Linked DNA regions of Mus musculus: region 2 is linked to region 1. Evidence: chromatin loops called from intact Hi-C (ENCODE). Cell type or tissue: left cerebral cortex. All regions are shown on one strand.

The links. Hi-C counts contacts between places; a loop is a spot of excess contacts. Peaks named below come from ENCODE experiments on the same cell type or tissue, not always from the same donor. Only the 100,000 strongest peaks of a DNase experiment are listed, where the experiment ranks them.
Region 2: it touches region 1 in a loop (7-fold over the local background); 5 of 42 quality-filtered maps call a loop at or near these places.

The regions. Positions count from the first base shown.
Region 1 is chr5:144,538,788-144,546,787 of GRCm38, forward strand. It overlaps Nptx2 (neuronal pentraxin 2), which reads left to right and starts at 7,100. Exons shown (of 5, transcript NM_016789.3): 1 at 7,100-7,696. The coding sequence starts at 7,277. In left cerebral cortex, a CTCF peak has its summit at 7,143; DNase peaks (open chromatin) are centred at 3,141, 4,431, 5,398, 7,058 and 2 more places; H3K4me3 peaks cover 1,351 bases; H3K27ac peaks cover 1,330 bases.
Region 2 is chr5:144,643,074-144,651,073 of GRCm38, forward strand. No RefSeq gene overlaps it. Among named protein-coding and RNA genes, the nearest start is that of Gm52796, 26 kb to the right of the region's middle. In left cerebral cortex, no CTCF peak of the experiment used is centred here; DNase peaks (open chromatin) are centred at 1,091, 4,509 and 4,802; H3K27ac peaks cover 885 bases.

The sequences.
Region 1 (8,000 bases):
CCCTTCGTTTCTTCCTTACAACGGTATCATAGCTGCGAACAATGACCTCTAAAAGGCCAAATTTTATTGGTGAAAATAAAGAAGAACAACCTCTGTCAGACCCAGCTGTTGCTCATGAGGCGCCCTGAGTCCAGTAGAAAAGATTCTGAGCCACAGGCCTGAATAATAAGACAGGGTCCAGTAGATAACAATCCTTTATTATGACTAATGTCGATGCAAACTTTAAAAGTTATTTTGTTATTAATAAAATAGGCGTGCATTTCTGTGACTGCGCATACCATGGACGTGTGGGTGTCGATGGAGTCAGAAGGAGGTGCTGGCTCTTCTGGATCTGGAGGTACAGGAGGTTGTGAGGACTCGAACATGGGTGCTGGGATCTGAACTTGGTTCCTCTGGAAGAACAACACACAGTCCTGACACTGTGGAGCCATCTTCTCTAGCCCCAGGGCGAACGTCTTAGAGGAAGTAACTTGCAAAATGGAGAAATGGGAGAAAGCCTGTGAGCTGGGTGTAGAAAGCATCCGATTGTTCAAAAGGGCAGGTCGAAAGGGATGTAATAGAAAACAGAGCTGAACCGGAAGGTTGGGAGCGAATGGAGGAGACCGAAAGGTGTACAGATTTATTTAGGGAACTATGGGTGGCATCTGGGAATAGGAGGCATTTACTCCAGGAGCTGTGAACACCAATGGAAATGCTGAGTTAGAAAAGCGTGGTTAGGAGGCATCGGTCTACTTTAGAACAAAACTAGTGGAGCTGAAGTGGTATCGGTGAAGCTGACATGCAGAAGAATCAGGACCCAGAAAGGGCCCGGGATCGGAAAGTATTGGTGGAAATGGAGGAGATTCAGAATCCTGTGGAAAATGTTAATGATGCCAGAGATGAGGCATATGGGAGGAAAAAGGGAGGGATGGCTACGAGCACAACGCCTTTCACTGAGGACACATCAAGTTAGAGGTTCAGGTACTGAATTCTTGAGATGGCCAATGTACAATTAGTTAATTAGATCCTGGGGCCTCATAAAGATCCATCTCAGTAAGGACAATTAAAAGCACAAACTTGTAAACGTAGAGAGTCTAGGGAGAGTATTGAGAGCTGTGGACCACTCAACTGTGGACATGAGCATTGTGGTGGTTTGAATAAAAATGGCCCCCATAGGCCCATAGGGAGTGTCACTGTTAGGAGGTGTGGCTGTCTTGGAGTAAGTGTGGCCTTGTTGGAGGAAGTGTGTCACTGGAGAATGGGCTTGGAGGTCTGAGAAGCTCAAGCTCAGCCTAGTGGCTCACTGTCTCATCCTGCTGCCTGTGGATCCCCAGGTAGACCTCTCAGCTACCCCTCCAGCACCGCGTCTGCCTGTGTGCTGCCATGCTTCCTGCCATGATGATAATGGACTAAACCCCTGAACTGTAAGCCAGCCCTAATTAAATGCTTTCCTTTGTAAGAGTTGCTATAATCGTGATGTCTTCACAGTAATAAAAGCCTAAGAAACATTGGTTGAAGAAGAAGGAAGGAAAAGAGGGAGAGGAGTGGGGAGGAAGGGAGGCTGGCTCAAAATGCAAGAAAATAGGAACACAGGAGCATAGAAACCTATAATGGAACGTCTGTAAAAACAATCCATCAAGTGTGTGAGTAAGTGTGAGTGTGTGTGTGTGTGTGTGTGTGTGTGTGTGTATGCACAACATACATTTGGAAGTCAGAGGACAATTTTTAGGAGCCATTTTCTCCCTCTACCATGTAGGTCCCAGGGACCAAACTCAGGTGGTCAAGCTTAGCAGCGAGTAACTTTACCTACTCAGCCATCTCCTCCGCTCCAGTGGGAAGTTCTAATACCAACTAAACTTAATCCACAATACTGAATGCTCTGGCGAGTTCTATGGACATTATCGTGATTGCAATTGATAACAATTTATTCATTTTTAACGAAGGCATTCTTGAAGAAAAGACAAACATTTTCGGGGTCAGTGAATAAGTTAAGAAGCAGCAAAAGGAAAAGACGTTTTCACTGAAGATCAAAGGCCTGCATCTGACCAAGGCTCTGCTGTTAAGTAGCTTTCTCACCTTTTAATCTTTTGAAAACTGTTTTCTAGTCTTTGGATTTCTATAGAATTGCTTCCAGCTTGGGCTTTCAAAGGTTCATCCAAGCAGGAGAGATGGTTCAGTGGTTAAGAGCAATTATTGCTCTCGCAAAGGACCCAGGTTTGATTCCCAGCACCCACATGACAGCTTAGAACTGTCTGTGACTCCAGGTCAAGGGGATCTGATACCCTCTTCTGTCCTGGGCTCTGGCACGTACACGGTGCACACACATTGCTCAAGCATACTCATATATGCATAAAATGAAAAATAAATCTTTAAAATTCAAATGTTCACACAAGCTATCTGTGCCTAACTGATATGGGCACAATGAGCTACAATCTTTGTCATAATTAGATCAATTTTCCATCTCCTCTGTGTGTATGTGTGTGTGTGTGTGTGTGTGTGTGTGCAGCATATGTGTGAGAGTCAGAGGGGAACCTCAGGTGTTGGTCTATACCTTCCACCTTGTTCAAGGCTGTTCCGACTGTGTATGCCAGGGTAGCTTCTAGAGAGTCTCCCGTCCCCACCCTACATTGGGTTTCAGGGATTTGAACTCAGATCTCCACATTGGCATATTCAGAAGTCTTCCCATCCCCTCCCCCACTAGCCATCTCCCCAGTTCCAATTTTGTAATTTTTAGACAGGCATATAAAGGAAGTATTATCCCTAGTGTTTCCAAATATAGAGAAATTGAGAGACTATGCTCTTCGATTTCCTCAAAGCAAACTAACTTCAAGGGGTCTTTTTTTGTATGCTTGGGGTGAAGCTCCGGGTTTTATATTAGGCAAGTGCTCTACCGCCTGTTACATCATACCCAGTAAGCTCACTGTCCAGAGTCCATTCCCTTTAGACACCAAGCTAACCTGTTATTCCTGGCTTGTAGTGACCTCGTCTATTGCTAGAAATCAGAAGGTACCACTGAGCCTTCATTTGTTTGGTGAAATCATGGAGTTACATTAACAAGCCGTTTCCCCAAACTATGGCTCTCTACCCACTTGTAATACACCCGTGCACAGGAACATTTTCTGAAAGTCAATGTTTCCTATCACTTGCTCCAAAATTAAACCAGAGATACATCATTCAGGAAGAAGCCAGATGCACTGAAGAAAGAAAAACCTGCTTTATCAGAAGGGGCAAGCTTCTCTCACATCCCATAGCAATTTAAATTCATTTGCCGGAATGTTAAATACAACCAGTCTTTTAGTTGGGTCCCTTCACATAAACACCAAGTTAGCATAAATGCAAAATAGTTCACATGATTAAATCTTTATAACACCATAATTTATCTTATGTACACACACACACACAGAGAAAGAGAGAGAGAGAGAGAGAGAGAGAGATCTTTTACTTGCTGATACTTCTACATTTTTTCTGGAGTTCTCAACTCTCATCATCTCTCTAAGGAAGCTGGCTTGTATTGCCCCAGACTCTTAGTGTATTTAGTTCTAAAGGATAGTATACAGAATAAAGGGAAATTTTAATTTTGTTTTTAATAGGACCTATATAATTCAGGCCTAGCTCTGGTGGAGAGAAGGGGAGGAGAGGTCCATTAGCATTTATTGTGCACCTGCTTTATGCTAAACATGTCTGGAAACAGTGTCTCACACAAGCCCAGAAACAACAAGGCTTGCTCATAAATTTACTTTTAATTTTAGAAATGAGAAAACTAAGGCTCAGGGAGGTTAAGCTACACTCTCGAGTTATCAGACTGGGACTGAAACAAGTGCTGCCTGACGCCAAACTCCCTTTCCATTTTATTGGGCAGCTTGGTCTCGTGAAAAACACACTCATAAAAGGGTATTAGCATTTTATGTATTACAGGGGATTAATCGGGATCCTTTAGCGCCTCCAGCACTGAATCCCTTGTGCACACTCTCATGCAACACACACACACACACACACACACACACACACACACACACACACCATTCTGAACTCCCCTCGGACTGAAATTCAGCACCGAGGATAGTTCCTGAGTCATGTTTGCAGGAAGCTGTCCTTGAATTCCGTGCTATTGAGCACACGCCCCCACTCTTGACTTCCCAAGTGGCTAAGAGGGGAGGAAATGCAGAAGAGGGGGAGGGGGAAACTGTATAAGATAGGTTCTTCTGACATCGTGGTGGAAATTAGCACATTTCCCAGAAGACCAAGATAAAAATGCATGTGAGAAAGAACCAGGGAGCCAAACAGATGGGGCAATAAAATGGAGGTAGAACAGCTCATTAGGATTCCCAGCACGTGGGCTTGGGTTAAGTCTGTACCCGGCTCTGGGCTGCCCCGGGACCAGCCGACATAGTGAATGAGTGGGTGGTTACTATGCTGTTGCACCGGTTACACTAAGAGATTAGGTGGCAGTGATTCACTGCTGCAGATCTGCACGACTTTCTCAAGTAGCAGAAAAATCTGTGGGCCCTGGGCTCTGTCACTCGCACAGCCCTTCTCATGGGTAGGGTGAGTCATGCACGCAGGATCTTTCAGGTGGACGGTTTCTGTGCTGTGAGGAAGAAATCAAGGCAGAGAGCCCACGCTGCCAGGAACAGGTTACAGCCACGACCACAGCATCTCCTTGTATGAAAGTCTATCTGCTGTTTACACAACCAGCCTCACCTTCTCTACTCTGCCTTCGCTACAGGAAATCCATTGCCCACACAGAAGAAAACCAATGTTTTGTAATGTTTGGCACGTGGAAGAGGGAGTCCTTCCTCCCAGAACTACCAGGCTCTTGAATAAAGCCAGAAGGGCCATTAAAGAGTTGACGCTAATTGCCTTATCTTTCCTACAAGGTCCAAAGAGGAGAAAATGGCTTGCCCCAAACCACTTAGCTAGTAACAGTTGGCATTGGGACTAGAAGGCCTCATTCCTAAACCAGCAGATTTTTCCATTGTACCAGGAAAACAAAACTGCAAATAGCATAAGTCCTCTGATTTTACTGTCTCCAGAGAAAATCATATCCTCAATGCCTGGGTCTTTCCATCTGGAATTTGGCAACTCTGCTGATCCCTTCTCATAGTGGGAACTCTTGTAGGAAGTCTAAGAGCAATTATTTTGGGGATATATGCTATTTTTATGTCTTCTTGTACATCACCTTCTTTGGTCAGGAGGAAATTAGAATTCTGGAAATACGTTTAATTATTAAAAGGACAAGCCTTGGCTTCAAGTAGTTGCAAATATGAATTATTAGTCCATGTCATGAAAGGGCTGGAGAACTACAAAGAAACAATGATAATCTATTTGTCACACCCAATTAAGATCTGCCCTGGCCTGGGAGTAAAAGAGCATTAAATCTGTGAGTGGTAACTTCAAGCAGCATGTCTATATTTGGGTAATTCTGAACATGCCTGGATTTGGTACCTTACAGCATCCTCTAAAAATGTACTACTTTAGAAAGTGTTTTGAGATTTTGTTGCCTTCGTGATTGCAGTTTGTGTGTGTGTGTGTGTGTGGGGGGTGTTATTTGAGCTTTTGAGTTTCCATGTAGCCAAAGAAAGAAAGTCTAGGAAGAAATGGTAGACTCAAGGTCAAATTCAACAAGGGGAAACTTCTTTGTGGTGAGTCTAGACAACAAAGCCATTAGCCCAGTGTTCACCCCCCTGCCTACACCCTACCTTTTCCATTGATGAATATTCTTACCTGAGCCATCCTCGCTTCTGAGTCCTGCTCTGGGTCCTGTGGAGACTGAATATCCTGTCTGTAGTTTTTAATCCTTGAAGAGATTTTTCATGAATAGAACTTTCCTTATAATTTAGCAACACTGTCCTTGAAAACCCCCACAACTATTTACATAACAGAAGCTATTGTTTGAAGTGCAAAACAGGTCAGAATTTGGTTCCCAGAGATTAATCACTGCAGTCTATTTTGTATTATCATAATAATTTCATTTATTTTGATACAATTTGTTTTCAGAATCAACCCCAGCTTCTTTGCACAAGTGACAAATCCATTTGTTTCTGGTAGAATGGGTAATGTGATTAATGACCTTGCAACAGGATTTCTTTAAAAAGGGGGAACTTTTTTTTTTTCATTTTTAATTCACAGTAAACCAGCTGAGTCTGTTAAGTGTGTAACTGTTCTGAACTTGTAAGCCATGGGTAAGATTTTGAAATACCCCCTCCCAATCTTTTGCGGGGTTTCTGGGTATTAATATTAGGCTTTCTCCAAGAATCTGATGATACTAGTCTCCAGGTGTAAAGTGGACTTGTTGGATTCCCGCATTAAAAAGAACGGGGCCCCAGTCTTTGCCATGGCCCCATCATGTTTATTCCGGCTGGATGTTCTCATCAAACCGAGGTCATGCGAAATAAATAAGGTCATGCCTAGAAGGATATTGTCCCCGCACAAGAACCTTCGAGTGAACTCGTGACTACTGCCTCCTGGTCTTCTGTGTGGGCATCCCCTTCTTTCTTGCAGCATCCAGGACCCACTTCTGTCCCTGCTGGTCTGTTTCTTTCTTTCTTTCTTTCTTTCTTTCTTTCTTTCTTGTTTTCTTCCGTTTTTCCCCTTGAGTTCTCTGGGGTTGGGCCTGGGATTTTGGGTACGCCTACAGACTGTCCGCCTCTGCAATCGACCGTCGTGCTTCCCGCGCCAGAACAAGGAAGCCCACGCGAGCCGCGTAGGTGGCTCGCGTGGAAGACCCGGGTTCGAGTCCCGCTGGGAGAATTCCTCCTAGGCAAGTGGAGTCATCTCGGTCAGGATTTCTCAGCCGGAAGCCGCGCCAACACCTCTCATCGTGGGCGGCAAGTTGTCCCCGGGGCTTCTTTGACCGTGCGGGGCCAGCCGACGCTTTCTCTGACCGTTTCCGAAGCCCAGTTTCCTTTCCTAAGGAGCCTTGGGGATCCTGCACTCGCGTCTCTGAAACCCAACCCACGACAGAACCCAGCCGCCTGGGCCAGCTTAGCAATGCGCCCGCGCCCCGCCCTCCGCGTGACGCGAACGCCGGCGGACCAATCAGAGAGCGCGGCGCGAGCCCCACGCGCCTGTGGCCCCACCCTCCAAGCTTAAGAAAGGGCGCGCGGGCAGAGCCCGGGCCAGAACGCCGCGCAAAGCGGAGAGCGGGTTTTTGCGACGGCAGGCGGCGCTTGTGCTGCCGTTTCCGTGCTGCACGCGGTTCCCTCGAGTGCCGCGCTCGGACAGACGTAGCCGGCCGCGAAGGCGCCCAGACGGCAAACCAGCGACCCATGCTGAAGTGAGCACACAGGTCAGCGAGATGCTGGCGCTGCTGACCGTCGGCGTGGCGCTCGCCGTGGCCGCCGGACGAGCCCAGGACAGCCCGATACCTGGCAGCCGCTTCGTGTGCACCGCGTTGCCCCCCGAAGCGGCGCGCGCCGGCTGCCCGCTGCCCGCGATGCCCATGCAGGGAGGCGCTCTGAGCCCCGAGGAGGAGCTGCGAGCCGCTGTGCTGCAGCTGCGCGAGACCGTCGTGCAGCAGAAGGAGACGCTGGGCGCCCAGCGAGAAGCCATCCGAGAGCTCACCGGCAAGCTGGCCCGCTGCGAGGGGCTGGCGGGCGGCAAGGCGCGCGGCACAGGCAAGGACACCATGGGCGACCTGCCGCGGGACCCGGGCCACGTCGTGGAGCAGCTTAGCCGCTCCTTGCAAACCCTCAAGGACCGCTTGGAGAGCCTCGAGGTACCTGTGCGCGGTGGCATCTAGCGGGTGGTGGTCCCCGGGATCGTGGGACTGAGGATGCGGGAGAAATGGGTACGTGGGCTGGCCGGGCGCCCCCATCCACGGGGAGAGCTGAGTTCGGGGGTGCAAGTCTCGCTCCTACTCTGGACCTTACTGTGATGGCCTCCCGTCTCCTTGTCCTCTTCTGTCCCCACGTTCGATGGGAAAGGTGAAATTCTCACCCCCATCTCCATTCCGTCGCGCGCGGGGACTTACCCACTAGACTCACCGTGAACTTACCGAGGTTTTTACCTAAAGAACCCAG
Region 2 (8,000 bases), 100 kb after region 1:
GTCTAAATTAAGTTAGAGAAAACCAGACTGTTGATTTTTCAATCAAAGGCAAACAGAGTGTTCCCCGTGCTCTGGGAGCCGGGCTTCTGCGGTATAAACCAAGGCTCCTTTGAGGTTGCGGGTCTGTGGACTTGTAATAGCTAGGGACTGGTGTGCGTAGCAGGTTGTGTCTGGCAGAGACACAGCTGTGTGAGGGTCACTGAGGAAGTCAATCTGTCAGAGATTTTTTTTTTTTAATAAAGAAAGAGGTGGCTGCCAGTACAAGGTCAAGGGCAGATGTGCTCCAAGGGGACCCTGACTAACAGCTGGTCTGCATTTAGCAAGAGAAACGACAGTACACAGCAAACAGTGATATGCCATGCCCAAAAGGAGCTTTAAAATGTAATTAGAGTCTGGGGACATGGCTCATTGGTGAAGTGCCTGCCAAGCGAGCATGAGGCCCTGAGTTTGGGTCCCAAGAAAAATCAGGTGTGCTGGCAAGTGTCTGTAATCCCACCCTGGGAGAGTGGGAGGAGACAAGCGGATCCCTGAATCATGCTGGCCAGGCAGCCTAGACTGCTCAGTCAGCTGTCTCAAAGCACAAGGTGGAGAGGTTGCAGAGAGGGGTGAGTGGTCAGAGGGCTCACAGCTGCCTGTGACTCCAGAACCAGGAGATCCAGTACCATCCTCTGGCCTCTGCAGTCATATGCACACACATACATACAATTTAAAATAAAGATAAAATCTTTTTTAAAAAAATAAGGGAATGAATGATAGAGGAATATATCCAATGTTAACCTCTGACCCCCCCCCCCCATACACACAAACATACAGCCATGGGCAGACATTCACAAGCACATACATGCACACACACACACACACAAACTGAAATTATCACACTAGCTGTGGTGCAGAGAGGGTTTGCAATTGACCTAGTCCTGTTCCCATCCTCTCCTTCCTTTTGCAAAAATGTCCCTACAAAGAGTACATTGTGACCAGCACGTTACAAATGAAAGAACAGAGACTCTCAGAGAACACAAGTAGCTTGTCCTAATATCAAGATAGAAGCTGCAGTCCACACACTATGTTGCCAGATTCCCAATGCTGGTTCTGAGGCGCTCACCATTTCTGCTATGACTGCGTTCTTTCTCTACAGATCTGGAGTGGAGGAGGCGGTTGGTCTGCCCTGCAATCTCAGTTCCCTGGGCTATGGGAGTTGCAGAGGCTGACAAGCCCTGAGCAGGTCAATGAGGACACTGTTTGATAATTCTGATTCATTCTCCACTGGGACTCTGGATAGCAACTGTGCAAATTCTCCAATGAAGCATAGGGTGTGTGGCTCAGTGATAGAGCACTTATCTAGAATCCCCCAGTGAGGGACCAGGGAGTGGCTCAATGGTAGAGACCCTGCCTAGAATTCCCCAGTGAGGGACTGGGGTATGACTCAGTGGTAGAGCCCCTGCCTAGAATCCCCCCAGTGAGGGACTGGGGTGTGACTCAGTGGTAGAGCATATATCTAGAATCTATATATTCTGAGTTCCTGAGTTCTATCCCTAGAACTGGGAAGAATCTATCCCCAAATACAATCACATTCTAAAGTAACAGAAACTGACTTGAACATGCAAGTTTGGGGGACACAGCTCAGCCTATAAACGTCCTCCTTACAAGAAGATTGTTCATAGCCAGCTCTCACGCTGCTTTTCTAACCTTAAGTCCTAAAGGATCGCGTGGTGCCACCTGACACACCCTGGCTTCCTCCTTCCAGCCCCTTCTCCACCCTACCTGTGAGGGACCCCATGTTGCCATGTTTTCCACACTATCATCTGTGGACATAGGATCACATCAGGCTTACAGCAGGCACTTGGCAGTTGCTGAAGGAACAACCTTGAGCCTGCTCTAAGCACACTCCACCTGGGGGGCTACCACGCTCTGGGGAGAGGAAGCAACCTCCCAGGATGCCATTCTCTGCCCCCCCCCACCGCCGCCCCATAGAACTGCAGAGGACAAGGACAGAGCAGAGAGCCCCATTTAGCTCTTCAGAAGCTCTCTGATGGTCTCTGATGGAGGCTCTGGAAAGGAGCTCTCATTCAGAGGTACATGGCAGAGCTGAGAACCTGCTTGCTTTCCCACAGAAAGCTCAGCCTTCCCCACCCCACCCCCCATCCCCGTGCTTGGAGGACAAGAAGATACCCCAGCATTTCAGCAAAATTTAACGCACTACATGCAAAAATAGCCCATCAGCAAAGAGGTGCCTGGCGTGCATGCGCTGTGGCTCTTTCCCTACCCCATCCCCAAACCCAAATAGATGAGGCACCCCCCCCCATTCACAGGGAGATGGAGTTTCTCACACATACCCCCCACTGGCATCCAGGGACACCCCCAGCCTTCCCTGGTGCTCACCGAGGCCTTTACTCCCAGGGTGCAATGCTTCCTCAGCCCGCTTTTTAATTAATCTTCTCTCCCCCGTGCTGTGCAGTTTCAACAGAGCCTGAGACCCTTTCAGTGGTGGATGTCACTGCTCCCCAGGAGTATCCCAGTAGGAGCCCTGTGCCTGCATGCCTTAATTAGGCAAGTTAATTACTTGCCAACTTGAAGGGCTGATCAGGCCTCTGCAGGAAGCATACCTCCCAGGGCTGTTCTGGATTCTCACAGACCCAGGATATCCCTGTCTCCCACAGGGCACACAGCTGAGGAGGGGTAGCTGAACACCCCACAATCCCACATTCATTGTCCAATCAAGAAATCCAGTCCAATATGTGAGAGCATACACCTGTAATCCCAGAGTACAGGAGGATGAGTCAAAGGAGCATGGGTTCAAGGTCAGGTCAGCCTGGGCTGTGTAGAGGAACCTTGACTTTAAAATAATAACTTTACGTAGACAAAGAAAGTCAGGCATAGTATAGCAAAAGTTTTTGAGATGAGAATGTGGCTCAGTGGTAAAGCCCCTGCCTAGACATCAAAGACCTCATTGCCTGCTAGAATAGCTCTTGTTCTCTCTGTATCCACTGCATAAGGACTGATGGTGGAAGCAGTGGTCAGGGAGATAACCCACACAGCACAACACAGAACAGGTACCAACTCCCCTGGCTTTGGCTCAGATCCTAGACTCCATTCCTGCTATTTCTGCCTCCACGGCAGGTTCAGTCCCAGCTCAGGACAGAGCCTGGACAGTGTCCTAGACTCAGGACCAGCATGCTTGCCATCCGTTAGGTTTAAGAACGTCTAATTCTTGTTCCCACCAGCTTACCAGAGTTCTCTTGGAGGCAGGGTACCCCTCTTCACGTATGAATAAACTGATATAGAGACGTGTGAAGCTACAGAGATGGCTTGGTGATTAGGACTTGCTGCTCTTCTAGAGGACCAGAGTTTGGTGACCAGCACTCACATTGGGTGGCTCAAAACTGCTTGTAACTCCAGCTCCAAGGGATCAGATGCCTCTGCAGGCACCCAGAACACACATGCACATAACACACACAGATATACACACACACACACACACACACACACAGAGACACACACACACATTAAAAATAGAACAGATTTTTTTTTTCTGAGACAGGGTTTCTCTATATATCACTAGCTGCCTGAAACTTGTTCTATAGACAAGGCTGGCCTGGAACTCAGAGATCCACCTACCTAGGTGGTCTGAGTGCTAGGATCAAAGGCATGCACCGCCACCACCTGACTCTTCTTTTCTCTTCTTTTCTTTTCTTTTCTTTGCTTTGCTTTGCTTTGCTTTGCTTTGCTTTGCTTTGCTTTGCTTCCCTTCCCTTCCCTTCCCTTCCCTTCCCTTCCCTTCCCTTCCCTTCCCTTCTCTTCTCTTTCTTCTCTTTTCTTTCCTTTCCTTTCCTTTCCTTCTTCTTTCTTTCTTTTAATTGTGCCTAGCTGGGTTGTGTTGGCTGAGGGCTAGGAAAATTTAAGGAAAATGTATTGATTATTCTCCTGCCTCAGCTTTGGGGTGCTAGAAATCTATTTGGCTAGGAATTATTTTCAGATATCTAACTGAACATCAACGTAGAGACATCCAGAAGGCGATTGTGCATGTGAATCTGCAGTTTAAGGAGAGTCTAGCCTGGAGACAGAAATTCAGGGGTTATTGATAAAGTGATGATTTGAAAGCTAGTAGACCAGAGAATTAGCACTGAGGTCTAAGGTCTGAGCTGTGAGACGCAACCACAGGAGTCTGTCAGGGAGAAGGGGAAGATCCTGGTGGACCAACCAGTGAGATAGGAGGCTAAGCAGGAGATGCGGGGTCCAGCAAACCGAGGAAAAATGATCCCCCAGAATAAGGAATTGTGCCTAGCTGGGTTGTGTTGGCTGAGGACTAGAATTGACTTTGCAGGCCCGGTGTGTAGCCAGTGTGGGATCAGTCAGGAAAACCTACTAGAGGCAAGCCAGGGCTGCGGAGGATTTGAGTGTAGAGTTTCGTCTCAAAGCATAGCAACAAAGCTGACAGTGGCTAGAGTAAAATGGGGGTTGAGGGAAAGGATTTTTTGGTTTTGTTTTGCTTTATTTTTGAGACTTGGTTTCACTATATAGTCCAGGCGAGTCTCCAACTCACGATCCTCCTGCCTCAGCCTTCCGAGTGCCGGGATTACAGGCTTGTACCACCACACATGGTTAGAGAAAGTTGTTTTTTTTTTTTTTGGTTTTTTTTTTTTGTTTTTTTTTAAATGAGAGAACAGTGACATCATTTCTCAAACAGGGACAGAGTAAAAGGCATGGGTGTGTTGCTGATGCAAAATCGTGCTTCTTGAGTCTCACATCCCAGGGGGCTTTTACCAAATCCAGAAGGTCTCAGGCAGCCCACCAGCTCCCAAGGCCACCCCCAGACAGATGTCACTGCTCTCCTAACGGTGACAGTGTGAGGTGGATGCCAGGCCTAGAACTGGCTCCTGCCCCCTCCCTCCCCCTCCCTAGCTGAATAATTTAGGTTCTATTCTAAGTTAAAACCAAATAAAGCAATTTAGAATGACTAATTCCTAGTGGAATTTATGTTCCCCAAATGCCTTGCTGGTAACAACGCTAGGCGCCATTTGTCCCTTTTATTTTAGCTGTGTGACTTCGCAGAGGAGCTCCTCACTCAGGGTGGCCTTGTTTCTAGCCCCAGAAAGAAGACAGCCATGAGTGAGTCTCTCAACACTTTTGCCCCACTTCCCCTTTTCAGACAGCATCACACATAGCCCAGGCTGGCCTTGAATGATTATGTGGCCAGGGGTGACTTTGAACTCCTGACCCTCCTGTTCTAGTTTCCTTGCTATGGCTGTGGTAAAACACTCTTATCCAAAAGCAACTCAGGGCGGGAATGGTTTGTTTATTTGGCTTATATTTCCAGATCACAGTCTGTTGGGGATTTGGTTTAACACTTGTATTTTGTTAATTAGGTTCCCAAAATTGCAGGAGAATCCCTCATGTGAGACGCTGAGGGTCCCTGCCCCCAGTTGGTTTCAATTGGTAAATCAAGTTGCCAGCGGCCAATGGTTGGGCAGAGAGACAGAGGTGGGACGACGTTAGGATTCGAGGTCAAGAGGACAGAGAGAGGAGTTAGAACAGCCATTTCGTGGAAGCAGGAAGATCAGGCCTGAGAAGTAAGCTACAGGCTTGAGAGCTTCAGAAGACAGAGTACCAATCATGTAAGAGCCGGAGAAGGATGACCCTAGGGGGGCCCTCCCCTGTTTGGGGTAGCAAGGATGGAATATAGATTTTAGTAAGTAATAATTAAGGAGTATTGGAGGGTAGGTGTTAACAACATGGAAGTTTGGGAGTAGTCCAGCCACTGAACTGATTAAGGCATATTAAATATAAGGCCCTCTCCTCTCTTCTCCTCCCCTCCCCTCCCCTCCCCTCCCCTCCCCTCCCCTCCCCTCCCCTCCCCTCCTCTCTCTCTCTCTCTCTCTCTCTCTCTCTCTCTCTCTCTCTCTCTCTGTGTGTGTGTGTATGTGTGTGTATTTCATTCGGGAATCCAGAACGTTGTGCGGGTAGCAAGGAACTTGTGCCAGTGCCAGGAGGTCTGAGTAACATTAATAGCCCACCACCACAACAGTCCGTTATTGAGAAAAGTCATGACAGGAGCTCAAGTAGAAATTTTAAGGGGAAACCATGGAGGAGAGGCATTTGCTGACCTACTCTTTTTATACAAACAAGGGCCAGCTAGCTGCCTAGGGAATGGGACCGCCTTCTGTGGACTGGATCGTCCTTCATCAATTAGCAATCACAACAATCCCCCACAGACATGCTATAGGCCAATCTAATCTGAGCAATCCCTCTACTGAGATTCCTTTGAGAAGTGACTCCAGGTGTGTCAAGTTGACAGTTAACCAAGTAGGAAACCTCCCGAGCGGAGGTTGCAGGGATGCACCATCACAGCAGGCTTGCTTCCTCTTCATTGACTTCCTCAGCCTCAGCCTCAGCCTCAAGCAGGGCACACAGTAATGTAGCTCCCTGCAGAACCGACCATGGGCAAGGTCGCCGCAGCACTTAACAGTTGAAGAGATGGAGGAAAGTGCTGAGCCAGAACAGGGATTTCTCACTGGAGGCAGTGGGACACATGGCAGGTGCTCCCAGGGACTTGGGAAGGGTGGCATGAAGCAGCAAGGTTGCCTGCTGCAGTGACACAGCCAGTGCGTTCAAAGCATTGCTCATGGGAGAAAACACGAAGGGAAGAGAAGAATTGGTGAGGAACACTCACCATTCCTCTGCAAACCTGTCTCTTCCCAGCTTATAGAGGCAGTGCCCTCACCCGACCTGGGACCCCAGACCTGCCAATCTAGGATGGGGCCATCCATGCTCAGACTGGCCTTCTGTGCATACAACCTTCCCTAGACTGGACACTCCGATGTGATCGTGTCTAGGAGAAAAAGTGTCTGGTGAGTCCAAAGGTCCTGAGGTCCACATGCTGTATGTGCTCAAACAGCAAGGAGCTGGGCACTTGGCTGGGACAAAGGCAGGCAGAGTTCTGGGCTAGCCTGGTCTACACAAAAAGCTCCAGGACATCCTGGGCTACATGGAAAGATCCAAACTCAAAAAAAGAGGCAGAACAAAAACAAACTGTACAAACAAACTAGAAGACCAGAAGCAGGGGTAAGGGGGGGGGGGAGGCTCAGGTCAAGCTTGACAGCCTCTGCCTAGCATCTAGCTAGAGCCTTAAGGGTGGAGAATGGTGGTGGAGATAGAAGAAAAAGAGTGTGTATGTGGGAGAGATGACCACAGTACAGGTTTTACTGGGTGATACTGGGAATCTGATACCATGTTCTGCTGCAATGTTGACTATTGATTGTCTTGGTTAAGTTCCAATTCCTGTGATAAAGCACTGTGACCAAAAGTAACCTGGGCAAGGAGATGGTTTATTTGGCTTACAGGTTACAGCCCACCACAGAGAGAAGTCAAAGAAGGAATTCAAGGCAGGAACCTGGGGGGCAGGAACTGAAGCAGGCCATGGGGGAGCATTCTAGTTGCCTATGGCTTGTTCAGCTACCTTGATATAATCCAGGACCACCTTGCCCAGGGCTGGCACCTCCCACAGTGGTCTGGACCCTCCCACATCAGTCGTTAATCGAGGAAAATATTCCACAGTCCTGCCTACAGGCAATGTGATATAGGCATTTTCTCAGATGAGGTTCCTCTTGTATGGGGTTGACAAAAAATAAATAAGAAGAGGAGGAGAAGAAAGGTAGAGGAGGAAGAGGAGGAGGAGGGAGAGGAGGAGGAAGGAGAGGAGTTGCTGGAGGAAGAGGTTGGCTGGATAAGGATGGTTGTGGGGCCTTCCTGCTGGGTCCCCCTTGAGGCTATTAGGAGCTGTGCATCAGACTCCCCAAAACAAACCCAAGCTGGTTGGTGTCTGTCCGCCTTGCCCGCCTCCCCCACACTTACAGCGTGGGGCCTCGTTGTCCTCCCCTGCAATACAGAATTTAACTGAGATTCTGGGTAGAAGGTTCTGGGTCAGAAGAAGCAACCAACGGAGTCTGTAGCAGAAATGGGAGAAAAACGGAAGCTGGTGGGGAAAAAACAGAAACTAGAGTGGG